Regions from separate parts of the Homo sapiens genome. Here region 1 is linked to region 2. A link is an interaction called in ENCODE POLR2A ChIA-PET data of the cell type or tissue named here. Cell type or tissue: GM12878. All regions are shown on one strand. Each heading gives the region's core, and the rest is flanking DNA. Links, peaks and the distances in the headings are about the cores only.

What was found. Peaks named below come from ENCODE experiments on the same cell type or tissue, not always from the same donor. Only the 100,000 strongest peaks of a DNase experiment are listed, where the experiment ranks them.
Region 1: POLR2A ChIA-PET joins it to region 2 with 5 read pairs; 2 of 35 experiments call an interaction of 5 or more read pairs at or near these places.

What each region holds. Positions count from the first base shown.
Region 1 is chr2:131,513,156-131,525,533 of GRCh38, reverse strand. It overlaps the pseudogene SMPD4BP and a transcript of CCDC74A not described here. Among named protein-coding and RNA genes, the nearest start is that of CCDC74A, 8.5 kb to the left of the region's middle. RefSeq lists an enhancer at 3,226-3,950. In GM12878, for the core only: no CTCF peak of the experiment used is centred there; no DNase peak of the experiment used is centred there.
Region 2 is chr2:130,371,434-130,383,811 of GRCh38, reverse strand. PTPN18 (protein tyrosine phosphatase non-receptor type 18) reads right to left here. Exons shown (of 15, transcript NM_014369.4): 13 at 11,329-11,555; 14 at 10,865-10,939; 15 at 8,407-10,655. The coding sequence ends at 10,588. Among named protein-coding and RNA genes, the nearest start is that of PTPN18, 22 kb to the right of the region's middle. RefSeq lists a silencer at 10,879-11,628 and an enhancer at 11,355-11,982. In GM12878, for the core only: a CTCF peak has its summit at 7,188 (motif pointing left); a DNase peak (open chromatin) is centred at 6,631; H3K4me3 peaks cover 1,764 bases; H3K27ac peaks cover 1,877 bases.

The sequences.
Region 1 (12,378 bases), core at 5,191-7,690, 1.1 Mb before region 2:
ACACAACAGAAATGAAAAGTCAGGTGCATGGCTGATGCCTGTAATCCCAGCACTTTGAGAGGCCAAAGCAGGAGCATCTCTTGAGCCCAAGAGTTGGAGACCAGCCTGGGCAATATAGCCAGACCCTGTCTCCACAAAGAACTAAAAAATTTGCCTGCATGGTGGTGCACACCTGCAGTCCCAGCTACTGAGAAGGCTGAGATGCAGCGAGCCATGATTGCACCACTGCACTCCAGCTTGGACAACACAGAGAGACCTTGTTTCAAAAAAAGAAGGAAAATGATATAGGAAATTTGGATCTAAAAAAAGGGAAGTGCATTAGAGAAGGAATAAATTAAGATAAAATATAATCTTTATTTTTTTTTAACAGATGACAGTTTGCTCAAAAAAATTATGGCAACATGTATTCAGTAATTATGGTTTATGGACAGCTGGAATGAATGGTAGCAATATTACTGCTGGGAGGGAGGATATCCTGAGTGGAGAGAAATTCATCCAGGCAGGAGTGCAGTGGTGCGATTATAGCTCACTTGCAGCCTGGAACTCCTGGGCTCAAGTCATCCTCCTGCCTCAGCTTCCCTAGTAACTGGGATTACAGGCACACACCACCATGCCTGGCTAATTTTTTTTTTTTTTTTTTTTTTTTTGTCTTACTATGTTGCCCAGACTGGTCTCAAACTCCTGGACTGAGGCTCTCTTCCTCCCTCAGCCTCCAGAAGTGTTGAAATTACAGGTATGAGCCACTGTGCCTGGTATGTGGTTGCTTTTGAATGTCCTAGTCCTAAACATCTGGTTCCCAAGAAGGAGAAAAGAAAAATGAAGGCAGGAGGAGGTGCTGATCCATAAAAACCTCCTGGAAGGTGTGTACCCAGGGAGGCAGTGAGGGTTGAGGAGGGACGTTGCAAACATAGCAGTGGAGATTGCAGCAGTGGCTGCCTGCCTCTTTGTCTGCATTTTCACAATCAACAGCAGCCATCATCAATCAGAGCACAGATCCCCAGTATTTGGAGGATGGGGCTCTTATTGCCCGCTCTGGTTCCTGCAAGCTATAGGGAAGCTACTGCAGAAATGTATGCATGGCTGCTTGCACCACCAATTTAAATGCCACTTTCTTCTGAAAACACCCTTACAGACCTGCCAGGAAATAATGTGTAACCAGATATGAGTGCATCCAGTGGCCCAGACAAGTTGACATATAGAATTAACCATCAAAAGTCCACCCCTTGTCAACCTGGCACCCATACACATCTCCTTAAACCATACTTACTCTCCAAATAAACACAATAACCCAGTGTTATTGTGTTAGCAGTGGAAGGTGTCCGAGTTAATAGTGTTAGCAGTGGAAGGTGTCCAAGTCACTGGCAGTGAATCCGGATGGGTCTTCAGCAACCACAATTCTTGGTTCCTCAGAAGAAGGAATTCGACTGAGGAGCATAAGGCAGAAAAAGAGACCAAAGCAAGTTTCAGAGCAGGAGTGGAAGTGTATTTTAAAAGGCTTTAGAACAGGAAAGAAAGGAAAGTATGCTTGGAAGAGACCTAAGTGGGCACATGAAAGTCAAGTGTGGTGTTTAACCTTGATCCTAGGACTTTCTAGACTAGCCCCTTTCCCATGATCCTTCCCATAGGGTGGGCTGCCCACATGTACAGTACCCTCCTTACCCTTGGGAGTTCCTAAACACATGCAGTGTGTTTAGGAAACTGTATGCATGCCCATCTGAGGTTTTCGGGTGGGGTGCCCCTGGAAGGTCATACTCCACTACTTTGTCTCTTAATGCACATGCCTGGGAAGTTGATTCTCCCTGGAATCTGCATTCAATTAACACTTTAGTGAAATAGGTGTGGCCCATCAAGAAATGGCCTGTCCCTGGCGCCAGCTGCCAATTTATCACTTTTATTTTTTATTTATTTTTTGAGAGGGAGTCTCTGTCACCCAGGCTGGAGTACAGTGGTGCGATCTCGGCTTACTGCAACCTCTACATCCCAGGTTCAAGCGATTTTCCTGCCTCAGCCTCCCAAGTAGCTGAGATTAGAGGCATGCGCCACCACACTAGCTAATTTTTGTATTTTTAGTAGAGATGGGATTTCACCATGTTGGCCAGGCTGGTCTCAAACTCCTGACGTCAGGTGATCTTCCTGCCTCAGCCTCCTAAAGTGCTGGGATTACAGGCGTGAGCCACTGCGCCTGGCCAAAAGTAGGAATTCTTGACTGGGAAATAATTAGATATATTTCGGCACCTTGTGACTTGAGAAAATTATGCTAGGAATTCTGGCTTCGGGAGTCAAGGGAAGCTAGCTTAATTTTTACAGTGAAGGCTACATAAGAGGCCTCTCTCCAGCGTGGTGGCTCACACCTGTAACCCTAGCACTTCAGGATGCGGAGGCGGTCCCATCACTTAAGCCCAGGAGTTCAAGATCAGCCTGGTAACACAGTGAGACCCCGTCTCTACAAAAAAATTTAAAAATTAGCAGGGTGCGGTGGCGCATGCCTGTAGTCCTGGCTACTTGGGATGCTGAGGCGGAAGGATTGCTTAAGCCCAGGAGTTAAGAGGCTGCAGTGAGCTGTCATGGTGCAGTGCACTCCAGCCTGGGCAATATAGCAAGACCTTGTCTCAAAACAGAGAGTTCTCTCTCATTTATATTGGAAATGTCAGGGTTATTGGTGAGAGCTGGCCTTTAGGGGATCTAACTTGCTCTTGGATGTCCAAGGGGAAAGGTATAGATTTCTCCTGACTGCACAGGGCCTCTGCTTGTGAGTTGCTTGCACAAGATGATCAGAATCTGACTTACCTCGGATCACGGGGGCGCTGGTATATCCTAGCGGTAGATCGTGGGAGTGGGCCACGAATGGGATCCAGGGAATGGGATTGCCTCGGGGCAAGGAGGACGATGCGGAGGTGCAAGGGGCAGGGGTGGTGTCAGGACAGCCTGAAGCTGCGCTGCCAGAGGCTCTGGGCCACGTGGTCAGAAAAGCATCTGGAGTTGGCCTGTCAGCAGGGGAGTGTGGCCCAATGGCAAAAAGTCAAGGGCATCCTAGGAGCTGAGGAGGCGGGGGCAGTGGCAGTTAGGCCAAACCACTCTGGAAGCATCCAGGGGTGGAGACGAGAATGTGCAGGAGCTCCTGCCTCCAGCCTGGCCTCCCTCCTCCTTGTGCCCCAGACAGAACTGCTTCCCCTGAGTTGCTCCAACTCCAGTCTTTCCCCAGAAGTCCCTCACAAGTGCCTCCTGGCCGGGCCCCACCAACTGCATTTTGCTCTCATCCCAGCAGTCCCATTTTCTCTACAGTGAAAGTTCTTGGCAAAATTTAAATCCCGTTTTATTGGCGAGGTCCCTACCCTGCTACCTGGAAGTGGCTGGAACCTAGCTGCCCGCTGCTGCCCTTGCTCCCCAGGCAGAAGCCACTGAGCACCAGCTGGCCTTGTGGCCATCGCTGTCCAGGTCCCAGCCCCCAGGACCCTGACCCCTCACTCAGCTTTGCTGTTCTTGGTTCTCAGTGCGTTTTTGCCTGCCCCCCACTCCTGGCCAGACAGTTCAGCCCCCAGCAACTCCCGCAATCCTTGGAGCTTCTGGAAGCCATAGACTTGGCGGCACATGTTCCCGGTGGTCAGCTTTTCTTTGAGAACAGGGTCTCACTCTGTCACCCAGGCTGGAGTATAGTGGCGTGATGAAGGCTCACTACAGCCTTGATCTCCTGGACCCTGACGATCCTCCAAACTCAGCGTCCCAAGTAGCTGGGACCACACATGTGAACCACCATGCCTAACTTTTTGAATCTTTTGTAAAGACAGGGCAAAGTCTACTGTGCCTCTGAGAGAGGAAAGCATAGGAAGCCAGAGGCCCAGGCCTGTGGACACTGGGGGGAGGGGCCGACAGGGTGCCCAACAGTTGTTTCTGCAGCCCCCGTGTGCTCAGGGACTCTGTATAGGTGAACCTCCTAGAGACTGAGCCCAGGTGCCAGAAGACTCAGAAGCAAGGACATGTTTATTCAGATCCATGGTCGTTACAAGCTTCATTTTTGGTCACAGGCCCTAAAATGCCATTATTCTCAGTTTACATCAAAATACAAAGCCCAACATTTACAATTTCAAAAACATTAAAGCAAACCCCCAAAACCCCACACCGAAAACAAAGGCTTGGTTTGGAAATCACCACTGAGATGCTGTTCTCCCTCGCATGTCGCCTGTGGGGTGAATGAAGGTGAAGACCCCGTGCTGGTTTCTGTCAGAGAATCTGTAGTTGTATATTTTGAATACTTAAGTACCACTGAACGGTTGCCATGTCTTTGAGCACTTGATGTTACTGAAGTGACAATGCTTCTGACCATCTTTGGCTGCAGAGCAGAAACTGGCAGAATCCGACCCCATCGACCCAGCAGTGTCCCCAACGCCTGAGGACCAGCACCCATCTGTGACAAGGCACAGGGGTCCGCGATGTTGGCCACTGCTTTGGGTGATGTGCTCAATGGCTTGCGGTCTGCGGTGAAGCACCTGGGCTCTGGGAGGGTCTTAGGCTCCTGAAACATGGAATTCTACGGCCCAGTCTTGGAACAGCTGGGAGAACATGAAGAACGCACCCCAGAGTGAAGAATCAGGAGAGCCACTCTCTGGTTTTCTCACAACTCTAGAAACTTTGATTCTTTCCTGGAGTGGAGACTTAAGCCACCGTCCTGGTCCCACACAGAGAGAGGAGGCGCCACAACCCACTCTGCCTACCTCAAGGCCAGCCAGTGGGGAGGCCAGGCCCAGGCGGCTCTTGGCAGGCTGGCTCCCAAGCTTGGTGCAGCAGAGTAGCCAAATGGGCACTGGAAAAAAGGCCCCGAGAGCTGGCTTGGCCATGAGTCCTTGGCAGAGGGAGGGAAAGGCCGGCGCTGAGCTCTGCGCTGTCACAGAGCGTGGCTGTTGAGCCCTGGTAGCCACTCCTTTGCTGGGGCCCAACTGCCTTCCTTTCTTGGTTGTGTTTCCTCCAGATGCCTCTGCGGCTGCAGGAACCCCGCTCCAGAAGCCTGAGGATGACCGTGTTCCCTCCTGGAGGGGCTTCCCAGGTCCTCTCAGCCCAAGGGTGGGGCTGTGTGGCAAATCCCTCCAGCCTGCTCTGAAGGCAGCTGCCACCTTCAGGGCTGGTGCAGCTTCCCCCGCTCGGTCAGCAGTATCATGGCAGAGGCGTAGAGGACGTAGCCCAGGGTGAGCAGCAGCATGCATGGGAGGGGCCCGACGCAGAACAGAGAGGCCACGAAGAAGGCCAGCAGCAGCGAGACCAGCGTCCGGTAACTGCCCAGGAAGCGCAGGCTGAGCCTGGGGCCGCGGGTGTGGCCGGCCACCTGCCTCCGCCCCACAGGACTCAGCAGGTGCCTGCTGGCCAGCCCAGGTTCTGTGAGGTGGTAGCGACAGAAGCTGCCGAGGAAGTCATCCCGGGAACACAGAGCCGCCATCTGTCCTGCGAACTGAAGCACAGACAGAGGCATGAGGGTGTGGGGTGGTGGCACCACAGGCCTCAGGACAGCAGTACCCCGCCCTCACAGGCCACCCCAGGACTGCACCCCAAGCAGGAGCATCTAGAACCCTCTCTGAAGAGGCCAGGCCTGCCCTCCTGCCCACTCTGTGGTTGATGGCAGACGACAGCCTGAAGAGCGTGTGGACCAAGCTGGCGATCTCATAGCTCCAGATGGGCTGCAGCTCCGGGTCCCCCTGGTACTCAATTTCAAACCTTCGCAGCCCACTGATGATCTAGAAAGCCAGGCCATGGGGTCGGGTCAGAAAACACAGCCCCGCACACAACTCAGAGAAGCCTGATGGCCTCTGCTCACGAGGCAGGAGGGAGCTGGGGACGGGTCAGGGCCCAGCCCATGTGCCTCTGAGACACAGGTCTCTCACCTGGTACCGCCCCAGGGGCGTAAGGATGAGTCCGTTCTCACCCACGACGCAGTCGGGGAGCTGCTGTTTTCCATTCTCATCCTGGGTGATGCCCAAGGCGAGTGTGAACTGCCTAAGCTGCGCTTCGCTGAGCTGCCAGAGAGAAATGCCACTGCCCTCAGCATCAAGATGAAGAGAGGGGACCAGTCTTCACCCCACCAGCCTACAACAGTGGCAACAAGGGGACCCAGATATGACGCTTGGGGTGTGGGCCTGCCTCCCACAACACTGGGTCCATATGTGTGGGGCCTGGGACTGGTAGGTGGCTGACCACAGGCTGGGTGGAGTGGATCCTTCAGGGAAGGGGACCCTGATGGCGGTGGGGCAGGCCCCATAGCTCGTACCCGGAATATCTGGCGCAGGTACTCCAGGGCCTTCTCCAGGTATTCATCTGTCTTCCGGACACTGTCTTGCCCCATCTCGTCCAGGTCGTTGGCTGTGTAGGAGCCACTGGTGTCCATGGAGCTAAAGCCCAGCCATGAGAGGAAGGAGTGGCCAGCCGGGCTCTCCGCACACTGGTCGGAGATGGACTTGGCTGTGTGTTTGGCCTCTGTGATGAGCTGAGCGAGGCGCAGGACCTGCAAGGGAGGCGTGGGCAGGTCACCAGCAGGATAGGCCTGTGCTGCCACCCAGGCAGCCCCAAGAGCAATGCACAGCCAGACTGCTGAGCGTCAGGAGGAGTGGCTTCTGCCAGAGGACTTTTAAAGACTAAAGGATGATCTTCTACATTTGAAATTTCCCAACAAACACTGCCTTCGTTATCAGGAAAAAATTAGACTTTACTAAAATGGGGGAAGGAGATATGGCGTCAAATCTACACCCAGCCTCCCTCCTTCCTGCCAGATCACAGCACTTCCCGGGTTCTGCTCAGCCCCATGGCTCCAGGGGCCCTGAGGACAGGCACCGCCAATCCACTCACCAGGGTGCGGGCCTCGGGCCCAAACATTGGGGTGTACTTGCAGTCCTGGCCCTCCAGGCTGTAGACGTGGCTCTTCACCTTGAAGGAGGCATCAGTGACCGCTGGTGGCCAGGGTGACAGGAAGCTCCCAGTGAATGTGGGGGCCGTGAAGAGTCGGTGCTGGCGGTGGGGGATGACCAGCTCTGGCTCCAGGAATAGCTGCTCACCTAGAAGGCAGGAGACGAACTGGCACCCACTTCCCCGGGGCAGAGTACCCGACTGCTGCCCTTAGGATTCTGGGGTGTCTCTGAGGTGTCTGGGGAGCCCTGACCCAGGGGTGTCCTCCTGAGGCCCTGCCTGGCAACATCTCCCACACAGTAGGTGGCTGACATGGGGAGGGCGGATGGGGGAGCTGCTGGCTCACAGAGCCCCTAGCAGTGTCTGCAGGAGGTAAACAACAGGAGGATCGACAGAAACCAACGCCCAACCCAGCCAGGATGAATGCAAGGCAGAGACCAGGCTCACCTCCTGAAGCGGCCACCACGAGTTGCCAGGGTTAAACGGCGGGGTCACGGGGCCGCAGCTTGGACCGTGCCGGCCCGCTCTGTGAGCACACCTGCGATCCCCCACCCAGTGCCTGGTGGCTGCAGGGCAGGCAGGATCCAGCCAGTTTCAGACTTCACCGCACAGATGTGTCCCAGGAGTCTCCACAGCACCCTTTGCCGGGGCCCACTCTGGACGTGTGGGTCCCTCTTAAAGACCAGCCACCCCCAGCTAAGGGCCTGGCCCTGGTCTGGCTGGGTTGACGTCTACCCGGCTGGCCCAGGCTGAGGACTTACCTTTCTGAATCATCTCAGCCAGGTTGGGCTGGGCAAAGACTTTGGCCACTCAGAACACCAGGAGCGCATGCTTGGGGCTAACCAGGTCTGTGCGGAGTGCGCGGTTCAGGAAGCCCACAACCAACTTGGTGTACATCAGCAGGTTCTCCTGGACAAAGGGCGCCCTGGGGACCAAGGTGGCAGGTTGGCGCCAGCCTTCCAACTGGAGGCGGGGTCTGCGCCGGTCCATGCCCCTAATGCCCTTGCTCACCCTTGGGCTTTCAGACTCTCCCTAGCCAAGGTGACAAGCTGTCACAGATGACAGCTCAGGGGGCCACGGGCAGGCAGGGAGGGCAGGACAGAGGCAGGTAAGACCCAGGCCCTCTGAGGACGCCACATCCTTAGCAAGGCTGAGGCCCCTTTCCAAGTGGATGGAAGCCACCATGGCAGAGGCCAGCCCAGAGCCTGAGGGGGCTGAGGGAGGATCCCCCAGAGGGTCCAAAGGGGAATGCCTTGGGCAAGGAGGGGAGGGGTCAGTGGCCATGCCAGGTGCCACGGAAGCCTGGGGTCTGCTGTGAGGATCAAGCAGGGGATGGGGGAAGACGGCTTCCCTCATCCCCTGCTTGATCACTGCTGCTCTGCTCTGTGCTGATGAAGATCAAGGGATAGTTTCGGGGTGGCTGAACACTCGTCTGGGACAGAAGGGAGAGGGGACAGGGCAGGATGGGTCACCCACGGCTTCCATGAGAAACCAATTCTAGGGCCTGGCAAAGTTGAGCCTAGGAAAGGCTGGTCTGTGTTCCGCTCGGCAGGGGCTGGGAGAGGACTTCAGGAGGCCACGGGGGCCAGGGCCAGGCTGACCCCAGCACAGGCCGCTGGCTTGGCCTCCACCCACTGGAACAATATCCACCTGGGGGAGCCAGTGGCATGTCTGTGAGAGGGGCTGCGGCTCACCATTTCTCCGACACACACCGGGGCTGGGAGTCGCTGCCTGAAGCCTGCTTGTCAGGCGCGTACCGCCACGGCTGCAGGTAGCTCAGCCACATCTCCAGGACCTGTGGGGGAGGTATGTGCTGAGGGCTCAGTGGCTGGGGGCCAAATCCTCCGGTGGCCTGGAGCCCAGATACCAGGCGGCAGCTGGGTGGGACTGACTCTTCCCACTTCCCCCAGAGGGCGCAGGAGAGACATGCACAGCCCTGTGAGGTTTGGCTCTCTTGCTGGCCCTCCAGAAGCCAGGGTGGGCTTTTCCCAGCCCAGGGGTCAGAGTACTCCCTAGTCAGGTAAGGGTAGGAACCTGCCCTGCACCAGACAGGTGGGACAGGGCAAGGCTTTCCTGAGGGTTGGCTTTGGAAACTCAAACAGAAAGAACAATGTGGCCCTCCAAGACCCCCTCCTTGCCAAGGCCTCTGTGATAACACTTGCTCTCCTCCTTTATCTGCCCCAAAGGACCTCCCACCTCAAGGCACACAGAGGACACAGGCACACGTGTGACGGGGCCAACACTCACAGCTCTGAACGATGCGTCCAGGGGCCAGTGGCCAAAGCAATGCTCCAAGAAGAGGTAGAGTTTCTGCTGGATGAACCTCGGGACAGCGGCCCTGCAGGGGATGGGGAGGGTCACCTGCTGCTTGCCCAGTAAGGAGGCCCTGCTCACAGATGATCCCAGGGCTCCCATTAGTGAGGGTTGGCTCCACCGTGGGAGAGCACTGGGCACCTCCGGGAGGTTCAGCCCCATTCTTCAGAGGAAGAAACCAAGGTTCAGAGAGGCTAGGGAACATCCCAAGGACACACAGCACGCAGGCGGCCGAGTCAGTGCAGCTCCTGCACACACCTCACCCTCAGTCCCATACAAACAGCCCACTCCGCTGGCCCTGGCAGTCAGGGCCACCCCAGCTCTTCTGACAGGGTTGAAGAATATGAGATGCAAGAGATGGCAGCACAATGGGGCCTCTCTGGCCAGTCTGGAGAGAGAGGCTCTGGGAGCCAACTGGGCGGGGTGAGAGGACACCTGCCTAGGCCTGGAGAGGCCTCACGTGCTCTGTGAACAGAAAGGGACTCCCCTCACCCTGCCCTCCATGCCCTGGGGAGAGGTCGCTGTGGGTGACACCTTAGGAGGGGAAAGTGGGGGAGACGGCAGTGGTGGGAAGCCGCAAGGGCCACCCACCGTTTGAACTCCTCCAGGGGGCTGGTGGCGTGGGAGTGGGCGGAGGGTGAGGCCTGCTCTGGCTTCAGGCTGTTGGCAAAGGCGTGCAGGTGCTTCAGCAGCAGGCGCACCACCAACACATGCTCCTCAGTAGGCGTGAACGACTCCTGGGTGGAGAAGGAGGGGTGAGGGCCTGGGAAGGAGCGCGGCACCCATAGCACTCGGCCTCCAGGTCTGACCACATCCCGCACCGAGCCAGTTGCTCTGCTTCCCCACAGGAGGCACGAGCCAGGCCGGGAGTGGGGCCACCCCATGGGGCACCACTGTGCCTGGCACCCAGCAGACGTGCCTTGCACTGCTTGGTCTGAACTGTGACCAGCTTGTGGTATGGAAGTGCTTGGCCCAGCGCCCACACAGCCCACCCCGGGGGAGGCCTCACTAAGACAGACACATCTGCAGAGGGCCTCCCAGGCCTGCTTCTGCACTGCTGCAAATCCGCAGCGGGTGGCACAGGCTGTGCCCTTGGGCACTGGTGCCTGTCTTGATCCCCAGGGCAGGAGAAAGCCAGCATCACCCACAAGCTCTGGATCCAGGGTCTCCCACCTGCCTCCCAAGTGTGTGCAGAAAGCACATGGAACCCAGGTGTGGTGCCTCGGACCTGTAATTCCAGCACTTTGGGAGGCCAAGGCGGAAAGATCACTAAGAAGTTCGAGATTAGCCTAGACAACATAGGGACACCCTGTCTCTACAAAAAATTTTTAAAAGTTAGCTGGGTGTCGTGGTGCACACCTATAGTCCTAATGACTCAGGAGGCTAGGGTGGGAGGATCTCTTCAGCCCAGGAGTTTGAGGCTGCAGTGAGCTAGGATCGTGCCACTGCACTCCAGCCTTGGTGAGAGTTAAGACCTGGTTCAAAAATAAGAACCCCACGGCTTCACTTTCCTCCCCAATTCCTTCCACCTGCTCCTCATCCTGGACACAGCCAGATGAGAACTCGGCCCAGTAGAAGCCCCGGGTGTCACTTCCTCTGTTGCCCAGGGACCTGTGGTCAGGAAAACCCCAAGACAAAAGCACAGTCAGGCATATTAGGCCAAACTTTTTTTTTTTCTTGAGACAAGGTCTTCTTCTGTCGCCCAGGCTGGAGCACAGTGGCGCGATCTCAGCTCACTGCAACCTCCGCATCCAGGTTCAAGCAATTCTCCTGACTCAGCCTCCTGAGTAGCTGGGACGACAAGTGTGTGCCACCACGCCCAGCTAATTTTTATTTTTCATAGAGATGGGGTTTGACCACGTGGGCCTGACCTCAGGTCTCCCAAAGTGCTGGGAATACAGGTGTGAGCCACTGTGTCCAGCCTAGGCCAAACTTTTTGATTTGTAACATACAAGCAGGATCCTGGAGATCTAGCCGGAGAGGAAAGCCTTTTTGGTGGCCATGGGCTTCCTCTGGTTGCTTAGCACTGGGAGGGCAAGTGGGAGCATCGAGAGTAGACGAGGGCAGGGAAGTGGGGGTGCTGAGGGCAGGACCCTGAGTCTTGAGTGGACACGCTCGCCTCTCCACACTTGTCCCCTAGCCCTTTGGGCCTTAACACATCTGTGCTGCTGAGGCTGGTGCAGGGCCCAGCCTCTGGGTATATCCTGGGATGCTGTAGACCCCACACGGGCCACTGCCCATATTGCTACCCACTCAAGTCTCCCCGTCAGGAAACTGTCCCCACAGGTCCAAGTGACACACCCCAGAGATCAGTGGCTGAGTCTGAAGATGGAGCTATGGGGTGGAAGGCATTCTTTTTTTTGAGACAGGGTCTCACTCTGTCACCCACGCTGGAGTGTAGTGTCGTGGTCTGGGCTCACTGCAGCCTCTGCCTCCAGGGCTTAAGGGATCCTCCCACCTCAGCCTCCTGGGTAGCTGGGAAAACAGGCACACACACCACCACACCAGGCTAATTTTTGTATTTCTTTGTAGAGACAGGGGTCTCGCCATGTTGCCCAGGCTGGTCTCAAACTCCTGAGCTCAAGCAGTCCGCCTGCCTCAACCTCCCAAAGTGCTGGGATTACAAGCATGAGCCATCGTGGCTGGCTATTTTTCTCTCTGTATCGTTAAGTCTTTGGGCAATGAATTTGCATTGTTTTGGAAGAAAAGGCCAGGTGCAGTGGCTCACACCTGTAATCCCAACACTTTGGGAGGCCAAGGCAGGCGGATCACTTGAGGTCAGGAGTTTGAGACCAGCCTGGCCAACATGGTGAAACTACGTCTCTACTAAAAATACAAAAATTAGCCGGGTGGGTGGCACATGCCTGTAATCCCAGCTACTCAAGGGGCTGAGGCAGGAGAATCACTTCAATCTGGGAGGTGGAGATTGCAGTGAGCGGAGACCATGTCAATGCATTCCAGCCTAGGCAACGGAGTGAGACTCTGTCTCAAAAAAAAAAAAAAAAAAGACGGAAGGAGAAAAGTATGAGACATAATACCTGTATCTATATTGCCTAACTAGAAGGGCACCAGTGGGGTGGGAAGTTAGACCAGGATCTTTCTCCTCTTCCAGTCTCAGCCCAGGCCCTCCCTCCAATCCTGGCCTGGGATTCTGAGCCGTAACATCCTCCCTGCAGCTCAGGG
Region 2 (12,378 bases), core at 5,139-7,638:
GGATTCAAGCGATTCTCCTGCCTCAGCCTCCCGAGTAGCTGGGACTACAAGGCACCCGCCACCATGCCTAGCTAATTTTCTTTAGTTTTAGTAGAGAGGGGATTTCACCATTTTGGCCAGGCTCGTCTTGAACTCCTGACCTCGTGATCCACCCGCCTCGGCCTCCCAAAGTGCTGGGATTACAGGTGTGAGGCACTGCGCCCGGCCTTAATTGCTACAGCTCTTAAAATTTAAAGCTGTTCCTGGACATTTTCTCTCACAGATGAATAGTAGAATCCATTTGTCAAATTTCATTTTCAAATTATTTTGGTAACTTGATTAAATATGCAGTATTTTCTAAGCTGACAAAGAACACAATATAGTCTGAAGGTGGAGGTGAGTCAATGGGCTTTCCTCCCTCACTCCCCAAACAGCCCCCATTTCCACATGGCCTCCCTCTGACATGCAGCCCTGGTCACTGGCCAAGAGCAATCTGTCTGCCCATGCCAGAAGCCTTCCTCTCCCTCACTTTCTAGTTTTCTTTATGGCATTGGTCAGCAACAAATAATATGTCAACATTATTTATGCATATTTTAGATTTATTGTCCATCTCTTCTTGCTATAAGTGAAAACTTTGAGTTAAAAAGGGCAGAGCTTTCATTGATCTATTCACTGATCTATCTGCAAGGCATATCATAGACACTGAATATTCATAGAATGAATGAGTGAATTTGGAGTGATGGCATTTGAGATGTGAAATTTGCCATCTTATTTGAACACCAACCTTGGTTTTAGGGCTAACTCCCCTCCAGGGGTAAGATCCCTGGGAAGGTGCTCTCTGTTGAGGAAGAGCAACTTCCCCATGGAGAAAGGCCTTTGTTTGGTCAACACCACATCATTTCATTTAATTTGATCTTCTCAACAATTCTGGAAGGAAGACAATGCAGATTCACCTGCAGGTGGGAATGTAAATTGGTACAACCTTTTGGAAAAAGAGTTTGGTTTAATGTGTCTTAACCATGTTCTCCCCTACCCCTCAGTCAGAGACCACCAGAGCACACTGTAGGCTAATAAACTGGGCTTGTTCCTCATTGCAGCAAGGAAGAACGCATACCCTGGGGAGCCTTGTGTGTCCCACTCAGTAAGGTTGTTAGAAAGAAACGATGATAGGATTAGGGCTTGGGTGACCTGCAAGGGGGTTTGAGGAACCCGGGCTCTGCTTGGATGGATGCTGTCAGGAAGTGGGGCTAGCTCTAGGGTTGGGGGTCTTTCTTTACAAGCAGGAGGAAGGAAGCCAGGCAAGAGCTGCCCAGCAAGGCAGCCGCCATGCTCAAGCAGCCAGCACAGGGCATCGTGGCTTCTGTGGCGGGGATGGTGCATTTGTGCTCAGATGTGAGTCCAGAGGGGCTTGGTCCTGTCTCGATCCCTCATGGTCGGGGTGGACTTGCCTGACATGTTATGTTCCATGACATAGTTTACATTCAGCAGAATACCAGGGCCCAGCTCCTGCATGTCAGGGGCTGCTGTTCTCTTTCTCACTGCCTTTTAACCCAAGGAGTCCACTTTTGGGCATCAATCATAAGCAAATAGATACACACGCAAATGAAAAATGTAAGGCCGGGTACAGTGACTCACGCCTGTAATCCCAGCTACTCGGGAGGCTGAGGCAGGAGAATCGCTTGAACCTGGGAGGCGAAGGTTGCAGTGAGCCGAGATTACGCCACTGCACTCCAGCCTGGCGACAGACTCAACAAAAAAAAAAAAAAAGAAAGAAAGAAAAAATGTATGTACATCTCACCATTATTATTAACAGAGAAAATGCCCTCCATATATAGGTGCAGTAAAGAAGTTTTACAAAGCAAATACGTGCCACAGGCCATGCTGGGCAGGGCAGAGTGCAGACAAGGCTGAGGATGGCATGACCACGAGTGGCCACCATAAGCTGGTGTGTGATGCAGCCCTACAAAGATGGCTCACTGGCCCAGAGACACTCAAGGACAGTGCTAAATAGAGAAGTGAGACATACGACTATAAATATAGTGTACTATCAGTCATGTAAGGGAAAATCTTTATTCATTCAACAAATACTTCCTGAGGACTGACTCCCTAGGGGACAGACCTGCCCCTTGTCCGTCTTTTCACTGTGATGATGGTATAGGGAGATGACATAGAATGTCCTAGAGGGAGACTGGCTAAGTTCCTGGACCTGGCTTCATGAGGCATAACTACCAGCTGCTGAGGTCCAGAAATTGGATGTTTTCCCCATATACTCCAAATTGATGACGCTTCTGAGGACCAAACAATGACAACCAAGTTCGTGTTTTGGTGACTGCCAAGAGGGTATGGGCACAGTTGTAAATCCACTCTGTTGACTGCCAGCTGGGGATGACTTCTCCAGTGAGAGGACAGCTCAGTCGTGCTCAGGAACTTTCTGGTAGCAGAAAGACCTAATATTCGGCCTTGGCAGGGGTCAGGCTGGCCCCAGAATTAAAGCCAGGTGAGAAGGAGCATCTTGGACGAGAGTCACCAGGTCCCAGAGGGTGAGAGCAAATCCTGGGCAGGCTCCTGATCTAAAGGATGGATTTTAGGGGAGTCCCCAAACAGTCCATGTCCTTTCAGGTGACATGTTTTACATTTCATATCTACTGTGTAAAACAAATTATTCCCAATCTTAGAAGCTTGAACAACAATACTTCTTATCTCACAGCTTCCCTGAGTCAGGAATCTGGGTGTGGCTATTCGGGGTCCTCCAGAACAGGGTGTCCCATGGCATCTCAGGCACAGTACAACCCCACGTCTGGGTCTACTCATCTCCTGCAACGTATACTTTACATTCTGCTCTTTTTTTTTCCAGCAAGGCCTTTCCATGTCCACATCTAAGCACACACAGCAAGTTTCTCCGCTTGCTTTTTAAGTCTGAGTATTCTGGGTAATCCAGTAACTCCTGGCCCTCAACTTCCCAACTCCTGACTGGGAGACCAATCTGATCCACCTGTGCTGGTCGCAGGCCGGTGCCTGAGCCATGGCCTGTCCAGCAGGTCAGGTGAGCGGCTGCACATGCCCCCAGTACCCTGCACAGCATCCCCTCCTTCCTCGCCTCCCACTTGCACCCTGCTCTCTGAGTGTGCCTAGCCCTTGGCACGTCCTTTAATGCCAACAATTCCTTCCAGACCAGAGACACAGGCAGGGGCTGAATGCATGCCACCCCCTCGCAGGTCCATGGGGTTGAAAACTGGCCTTGCCCCCAGCCTGCCCTGTCCCAACACCCTGGCTCCTCCTTCCACACATTCCGAGTGTCACCCCTGTGGGTGTGAATGTGGGAATGAAACCAGGTGGAGACAAAGCCACTGAAGCAAATTCTGTCCCTTAAACCTGTGGAACCAAAGCAAGACTGGCAACTCTGACTCTCCTGTGCCTGCTCTGCCCTCCCAGTGACTCTAGCTCCCTAAGCTGGAACCCAGATACAGCTTCAAAGGGCATCCAGAGGCCACACAGGATGTGGGCTTATCTCTTGCTCTCATGCGGGGGAACAGCTTCCCAGTGTGAATAAGACATTTGATCAGCCAGTCCTGCTCAGAGCCCTAGATCCACCCTGCTCTTGCTAACCTGAAGAACAGACACTAGGCTGGACATGGTGGCATGTGCCTGCAGTCCCATCAACCTGGGAGGCTGAGATGCGAGGACTGCTTGAGCTCAGGTGGCCGAGGCTGCAGTGAGCCATGATCCAGCCACTGCACTCCAGCCTGGGTGACAGAATGAGACGCTGTCCCTAAAAAAAAGAACAGACACTGCAAGAAGCACTCTATCTTGTTATAAATTTCACCTGCCAAGAACTCCCTGCTTTGACCTGCTTGCCTGCAGGTCATTGGCCCTGAGCAGGTAGTCAATGTTCTTTTACCACTTTGTAGTCGCACCTCCATTTCTGTTGCCCTTATCCTTCTTCACATCCACTGGTAACTGTCTCCTGACTGAGTTCCTCACCACCACTACCTGCATCCTCTCCCCTTTCCCTCATCTAGGAAACATGGTGCTTTCTAGTTCTAACATATCATGATTTTCTGTCTCTCACCTACCCAAAACACCATGTCCTCAATTCCACATTAAAGCTAGAACTAGCTATTCATCTTAGAACCACAGAACTCAGCTATCTAGAAGAAAACAGTGTTGTGCGTCTCTCTTCAAAACTACATATATCAAGAAGCTTCAGATTTGGGGAAAACATAAAAATAGCTGATGTTGGAAAGAGTAGGGGTGGGGCATTGGGGAGGAGAAAGAAGGAGCCAAAAATTGGTAGGAGATGGCCATGAAGCATATTCTGTCTTCCAGCAAATGGTGAAGCCATTCTAGAAATACACTAATTACTCCACTCAGTCCTGGGGAGTCTAAATTTCTTTGTAATACATCTCCAACTAGAGGCATTTATCAGACATAAAATCCCCTAGACATCTAACTTGCCTTTCCAGGAAAAAAAAAAAGACAAATATAATTTAACAATAAACTTGTGTAGGAAGACAGACACTAATGGTGAGAGCTGCACATAGTTGGTGTTAATGGTAAATTTCTTGAAGTCTGATTATTCTAGTGTAATCAAAATCCTCCTCAATTCAAATAGCTCTTAGGCTCTCTTGACCCATCACTAGACTGCCTGAAAAGCAGGAAAGTTCAGTCACTTAGAGAACACATCTTAGGCACACTATTCTGTTGCTGGCACATGGGACACATGAGCTGATGAATTGAGTGTGCCTATGGGGTCAGGTTTGTCTAAGCAAAATCAAACGAACAAAGGCCTCTGAATGAGTAGTTGCCAGCGGCCTATGCAGCGACTACTTCCTCCCCACTCACTCAGCAACTTGGGCCACATTTCTGTATTGCAGGGTTGGAATGGACTTTGTTCAGCCTCAGTGAGGAAGGGACCAAACACATTTGTCCCAGGTTCAAGGAGATCATGAGATTCTCCCATTTTCCAAATGTCAACACTGGGGATGGTGTGTATACAGTAGGCACATTTCTGGGGAAGTCGGCTATCTCACCAAAATATTGCAAGTAATTGTTGATATTCTGGATGCTGACTGCTTAGAGGCATCTGCTGTACATATGACAATGCAAATTTGAAACATTGGCTGGCAGTGGCAGAGCTACTGATCCCAAACCCTGGTGGGGCTCTTTGACTGGTTTGAAGGTCAGGGTGGAGAAAGTTCAACTTTAGAGCTCTTTCCCACCAAGCTTTTCTTTTCTTATTAAATTCAAAAAATGTTTATTGATCAACAACTCAGTGCTAAACCTATGGGAGAACCCAAAGACTTAAAAACCTGGGGTCCTGCTCGCCAAGACATGTTAAATGAGATAATATAAAAATTCCCATTTCTGGTACCTGAAAAAGGCTTGGGGCTGGAGAGGTGACATCGTTCAGCTTGCTGACCTCATCAATCATCTGTCCCCAGACAGGCAGACAGATCTGTTGGAGAAGTCATCCTCAAAAGTAAGGCTGCAGAGCCAGGGTCTGTTTGAGAGCAATGGAATCCAATGGAAATCACTTCTCAAGTACACTTTATGTTTGGACATTTCTCAGCTCTTAAAGCTTCTGACATTGATTGGATGCTGGTATGGCTTTATAAACACTTGTCTTTTTCATACACTCTTAAGGATTCATGTCTCCTCGACCATTTTGTATATTCTAAAATAACTATGCCATAAAATAAATGAAACAATTCCCACTTACTGCATAGTTTATTCAGATATTGACCTTATGTTTGGGCTGAACTTAGCTATAATTGAACAAAGAGTGATAAGCCATCGTTGCTTAGTGATATTTTCTATCACCTTCGCTGAGGCTGCAGTTGGCATTCTGCAGGCTCTTTCCAACAAGACCATTTCTCTGGTACACAACTGAGCAATTACACTGACTGAGCTGAAATCCACAAGCATTTGCGGAGCACTGCTCTGTGCAGGGGAAGCTCCAAACACCTAGGTGGCAAAGAGGAGCAAGACCCATCCCTGACCCATAGAACCTGCCTGTAGCCCCCGGATCCTGCCGGCCCAGGGCAGGGGTGTGATGAAGTGGACACCAAGTGCTCTGAGGAGCAGTGTGAGGGAAGAGAAATTCTGGAGAGGGAGAAGGCCCCACATCCCCAGGGCAGGTGAGATGTGAGCTGGGTCTCCCGGGATGAAGGAGACTGGGCCGAAGGAGAGGGTAGGGAGGAGCACTCCAGTAAGGCAGTGAAGTTTGGTGGAGCACTGACCGGGTGGGAGGCAGGAGAGGAGGTGGGAGTAGGGCCTGGAGGGTAAGGTTACCAGGGGCTGAGAAGCCATTAGACTCTCAGCAGCAGCCCTGAGCTCTTGAGCCTGCCCTTTGTTTTTTATCAAGCCCCCCCCCCCACCATGTTAGTATCAGGGAAGCTCAGGGGATCCCTATTGCAAGTGGCAATTCCTCACCCTCCCCTTCTGCTTCATGAGGTCAGATATCAGCTGCCCAATATCCAGCAGCAACTTTTAATACCATGTTTTGTTTCTGAAGGTAGCAAGGACATGTAAGCTTGGGAGTATGTGAAAAAAGCACTGAATCGAGAGTTAGGAAACAGAAACAAAGTTTTCATCAATTATGTAAAGCAGCTCTCTGCCCCTGAGATTGGAAACCAACCTAACCACAAATGGGGCCTAGTTTTCTCTCAGGACGTCACGGTCTAAGACAAACAAATGCCATACAAAGGAGAGAAGTCAAGGCAGGGGATGTTGAAAGCAGAAAAGGAGAAGTAACTAACTCCTGTGAAAAGGAGGCATCATCAGATCCGATCCTACTTGGAAACTGACAGCTGAGCCTTCACTGTTCCTACTGGGTCAGAAACAAAGCAACACGAGTATGGTGCCTGCAACGGTCCCATTGACCCCCACATCCCATGGGGGTTTGTGAGAGCCCAGACAGATGCTGTGCACCCAGTGGGCTGCACTGCAGAAGAGGAGCCCTGAGCTCAGGGCATATCCAGAAGGAAACATCACCTGCTGCAGTGTCCTATTGCAAACACAGCTCTGAGATGCCCAGTTCAGGAGCGGCCAGGCCTTGCATTCCTGGATACCCAGTGTGTGAGTTTCCTGTGGCTGCCATAACAAATGACTATAAACCGTGTGGCTCAAAACATGTTTATTCTCTTACAGTTCTGAGGTCCCAAAGCCTGAAACTGACGGGTCAGCAGGGTGGTTCCCTCTACTGTCTGTGAGGGAGAATCGGCCAGGCCTCTCTCCTGGCCCCTGGTGGTTTGCTGGCAATCTTTGGCATTCCTTGGTTTGCAGACACTTCATCCCCATCTCTGCCTCCATCTCAATGACCTTCTTCTCTTTGTCTCTGCGTCTCTCTCTCTTTTCTCTTATAAAGACATCATTGGGTTTAGGGCCCATCCTAAATACAGGATGATTTCATCTCCAGGTGTTTTAATTACATTTGCAAAGACCCTTTTTCCAAATAAGGTCGCATTCACAGGTTCTAGAAGTTAGGACTTGGACCTATCTTTTTGGGGGCCACCATTCAACCCACTACCTCCAGGAAAGACCTGTAGGAGAGCAAGAGACGGGTGGAGGATTGCCTCTCCCATTGCTGAGCTTTCTTAACAAGAGAACGGTTTTTATGTCAGCCTGAAGTAGTGATCTACATGAGCAAAGACATGGGTCTGGAAAGAGGAAAAGAATATTTGAGACAAGGTGTCATACTTTACTAGAAGTGAGGAAACCCGGAGTAAATGGTGTGAGATAAATCAGCCTGCACACTTCCTAAGTGTCAGCACTGTTCTCGGAGCTGGGACAGTAGCTGTAAACCAAACAAAAACTCCTGCCCTCACGCAGCTTACATTCTGATCAGGAGAGACAGGAAACAATATTAAGAGGTAAATGTTCAAATATATTAGAGGCAGAATCTAGGAGAAAAGTATCCAAGGCAGAGAGAATAACCAGGGCAAATGCCTGAGTGGAAACTGTGCTTGCCATGCTGGGCCAGGAGTGAGGCTACTGGGTGTGAAGTCAGAAACCAAGAAGGCGCAGAGACTGGACCCTCCTCGCATGCTGACAAGGTGGCCTGCACAGCTCCACATCACATGCACATGTGTATAAAACACCAGACCAAGGCCGGGAGCAGTGACTCACGCCAGTAATCCCAGCACTTCGTGAGGCAGGGGCAGGTAGATCACGAGGTCAGGAGTTCGAGACCAGCCTTGCCAACGTGGTGAAACCCCATCTCTACTAAAAATACAAATATTAGCTGGGCATAGTGGTACACGCGTTTAATCCCAGCTACTTGAGAGGCTGAGGCAGAAGAATTGCTTGAACCTGGGAGGCGGAGACAGAGGTTGTAGTGAGCCAAGATTGCGACATTGTACTCCAGCCTGGGCGACAGAGCAAGACTCCATCTTTGGGGAAGAAAAAAAGGAAAAACAGACCTCTGAATCGGAGAAATGGACAGTTTATTACTCACAGTGAACACAGCAGCCAGAACAGTATCTTTAGTCACTTTCCCATGCCCCTATTCCCAAGAAGAGGGCATGTGGATCGTACCAGCTGGGCAGGCAGTGGGTCTGCATCCCAGGAGAGGGACCCGAAACTGGGAGACTTGGAGATTTTATCAGGGCTGTGGAGGACCTGCCTTTCTTCTCCTCCAGAGATAGATGACTCATTATCCAGCAACACAGAGGTCAGCACCGACCTCACCAGCAGCAGGCTCACAGGAGTGGCAGGGGCATTGGGAGAGTGGGAGGCAGCACAGGGTCAGCTCTTTCACGAAAACAGAGAAACGGGGCAGCTCTAGAGTGGGAGTAGGGGCACAGAGAACAGGAAGGAAAGGCGGCCGGCGAAGGTATGATATCACACCAGCTCCCACTGTGGGCACCCAAACCCAAGCCTCCTGGGAAAGTCTGGGAACTGTTAAAAATCCACACCTCAGCATCACCCTGCCAAGGGGTGGGGTGGGGTATGTACACATCCCCATCATTCCTTGATTGAAGGCTGCAGGAGAGTGGAGTTCATGCCAAGGCACTTGAGATCGACCATGGATGCAGCCAGGCAGAGGCAGAGGAAGGCCAGCCCTATCCCAGAGAAGGGCAGGACAGGGGTGGACATGGGGCCCAGGGCACTGTGGCAGTGCATACAGGGACCTGGGCAGGCACAGTGTCAGTCAGAGGTCCAGAGACCTGAAAGTGAGAGGGGCGGGACCCTTGAGGTTCAGGGAAAGAGCATCTTATACTTTTTCCATTTTGCAGTGACTTGGAGATTTGTCCACACCAGTGCACAGAGACGTGTCCTCCTTTTATTTCTTTTAACAGCCGCTTAATGTTTTATCCTAGCAGGAACCCTACCATGGGCCATTTAAAGTGTTTCAAATCTTAGGGGGCTGAGCCTGGTGGCTCACACCTGTAATCTCAGCACTTTGGGAGGCTGAGGCAGGAGGATTGCTTGAGGTTGGGAGTTCAAGACCAGTCTGGGCAACATGGCAAAAACTCATTTCTTAAAAAAAAAAAAAATTAGACCTGTAGTCCCAGCTACTCGGCAGGCTGTGTGAATAGTAAGGGGTCAGTCTGGTTGGGAGTCTGTCTGGCGGGGGTCTGGCTGGGGTCTGCCTAGATAGGTCCTGATTTGCTGGGGGTCCATCTGTCTGAATAGCTGGAGATGTGTACTCATTTGGGGGACTTGTCTGTCAATCTGGAGGATCATGTCTGACTAGCTGGGGTCCATCCATCAAGACATCAAGATGAGAGTCTGGCCGGCTGGCTGGGATGTCAGGATTCCATGTGGCTGATGTCTGCCTGTCTGGCAGTCCATCTGGTTGGTTAGGAGTCTGTCTGGCCAGAAGGTCTGTCAGCCAGCCAGCCCACCTGAGGGTGGGGGTGGGGTCTGAGAACTCTGTGTATCTGTTCAGCAGGGGATCTGTTTATATCTGTCTAGTAATCTAACTTAGGGGGTCCACCTGGCTGTCCAGCTAGCAGAGATGTCTGTCTTTTGGGGGCTCTGTTTGGTGGTCTCTCTGGCTGCACTGGTCTATCAAGCTGTTGGCTGGTCTCTCTCTCTCTGGCTGGGGATCCCTTTGTCCACCTGTGGACTGTATCTCTGAAGCTTTGGCTGTCTGTCCAGGTTGGTGGTCCATCTGTCTGTCTGCCTATCTGGAGGTCTTTTTATCGGTCTGCCTGGGGTTAATCTGCTTGGCTGTGGTTATGCCTGGCTTAGTTCTGCCTGGATGGCGAAGTGTCCATCCACTTCTCTGTGTGGTCCCCTGAGTGTCCAAGTGAGGGAGGCTCAGGTGCTGAGGATGGACTAGTGCTGTGTGGTGAGGAGAGCAGTCTCCGGAAGCTCATCTGTCCCTTCTCCCCTTCATAACTCAGGGGTCATGCCCCTTCCTGATCTTCTTTCTTGAATCTGCTCTGTGCAGCCTCACCAGCCACTATACCCTAGCTACCTCCTCCAGCCTCAAGCCTTGAATGCTACAGTCATTGGGGCAAAGCCCCCACATTTCCCACCCTGAGAAACTTTAACTTTGATCCAGGCCCACTGTTTCCATTCTGCGCACGGCGCTCAGCAGCACCGGGGCATCAGCAGTCCGAGCTCACAAGAGGCAACAGGCAGGAACTGGCGTTAGACTTACACCCGGGTCCACTCAGCAGGCGGGTCCCGGGGACCCTTCGGCCTCCCAATGCGCAGGTTGAAACCTGGGAGAAGAAGGGTGCCGTGGGTCTCATGGAGAAGCTGAGGTGTGTGGAAGCTGGCAGACATGAAGAAGGCCATCCCCCCGCCTCCAGGTCCTCCTGGTTCACTGCAGCCACATCCACAGGACTAAGCTCCATGCCCCATCAACCCCAGACTCCTGGGTTCACTCAAAGCAGCAAAGTCCCAGCAACCCAGGCTCTACCTGACTTACCTAGCCCACCGGTCTGAGCTCCACCCGCCACGTCCTCGTAGGCGCCAGATCCGGCAGGACTTTGGTCAGCAGGAACTGAGGGCAGCAGACCCCCCACGGGTCAGCTCCGGAAGCCCCAGGGAGTCCCAAGACCCCACCCCTAGCGGGGACGCTTCCCCGGAGGCCCGAAGGGGAGAGCCGAGGGCGCCGGGCGGGAGAAGGCACACACCCCGGACGTGGCCTCCAGCCTTTGGGCGCGGCCAAGACAAGTATTGCCAGGAACCCTGCCCCTGGACCGCGACTGCGACCGCCAGGGGGCGCTTCCGGGGCGTGGCCAGGGACGCCTGGACATCAGCGTCGGGGCGTGGCCAGGCTAGCGGCTGGGGTCCCCGCGGCCGCCAGGGCCTGACGGACCACTGCAGGATGGTTCCGCCCTGCGGATCACAGCAGGATGATGCCCTGAGAAGGAGCAAGCCTCGACTCACCGCGGCCAGGCAGCGTCCCCCTCGCGTCCTCCGCGTGCGCCCCGGGTCGCTGGGCGCGCGGCGTCACCTTGCTGTAGAGCGGCGCCTCCTCCGCGCTGCGCGCCCCCGTCCCCGTCCCCGTCCCCGTCTGCGTCCCACTCCCGGCGCCCGCTGGAGCCCCGCGCTTCTGCACCACCGCGTAGGTGTCAGCCATGGCGTGGCCCGGGGACCCGGGCACAGAGATGCTCCTGCAGGCAGGGAGGGCCGGGAGGAAGTGAAACGGCGGCGCTGGGCAGGGCGGGAGTGGGGAGGCTGCTCAGCGCGCAAACCACGGGCTTCCTTCCCGCCGAGGCGGTGCGCTAGATGGGAGGGAGGGCTCCTTGGGTTGGAGGCCTCGCTTCTGTGTCCCTAGCGCCCTGCAAGTTAGGGGGATGAAGGAGGAACGGGGTCAGCCTGGAGGGTAATTTGGGGCAGAGTGTTGGTTTGAGGGGTGGTCATTTCTGTGTCAACGTCTACTGAACAAAAGAATGCGGAAGTGGCATAGAAGACAGGAAGGGATGGCCGCAAGGACAAGGGCCTTAAGTCTCCGCTGCGAAGGCGGCTCAATCCCATGTCCGCAGCACCCAACGTGCGGCCTGACAAGAAGGCGGCGTCTAGAATTATTTGCTGAATTTTTTTTGTTGTTTTTTTGAGACAGGATCTCGCTCTGTCGCCCAGGCTGGACTGCCGTGGTGCGATCTCGGCTTACTGCAACCTCCACCTCCCGGGCTCAAGCGACTCTCCTGCCTCAGCCTCCGGAGTAGCTGGGATTACAGGCTCTCACCAGCACGCCTGGCTAATTTTTGTATTTTTAGTAGAGACAGGGTTTCACCATGTTAACCAGGCTGGTCTCCAGCTGGGCTCAAGTGATCCGCCCTCCTTGGCCTCCCGAAGTGCTGGGATTACAGGGGTGAGCCACCTGAATTAAGGTTTGATTAGAGGATCCAGGAAAGGCCTAACTCAGAAGGCAGGGCAAGCCTTAGAGGCAGAGGCAAGGGGTAAATGAATCATCTTGGGATAATTGAATCATCT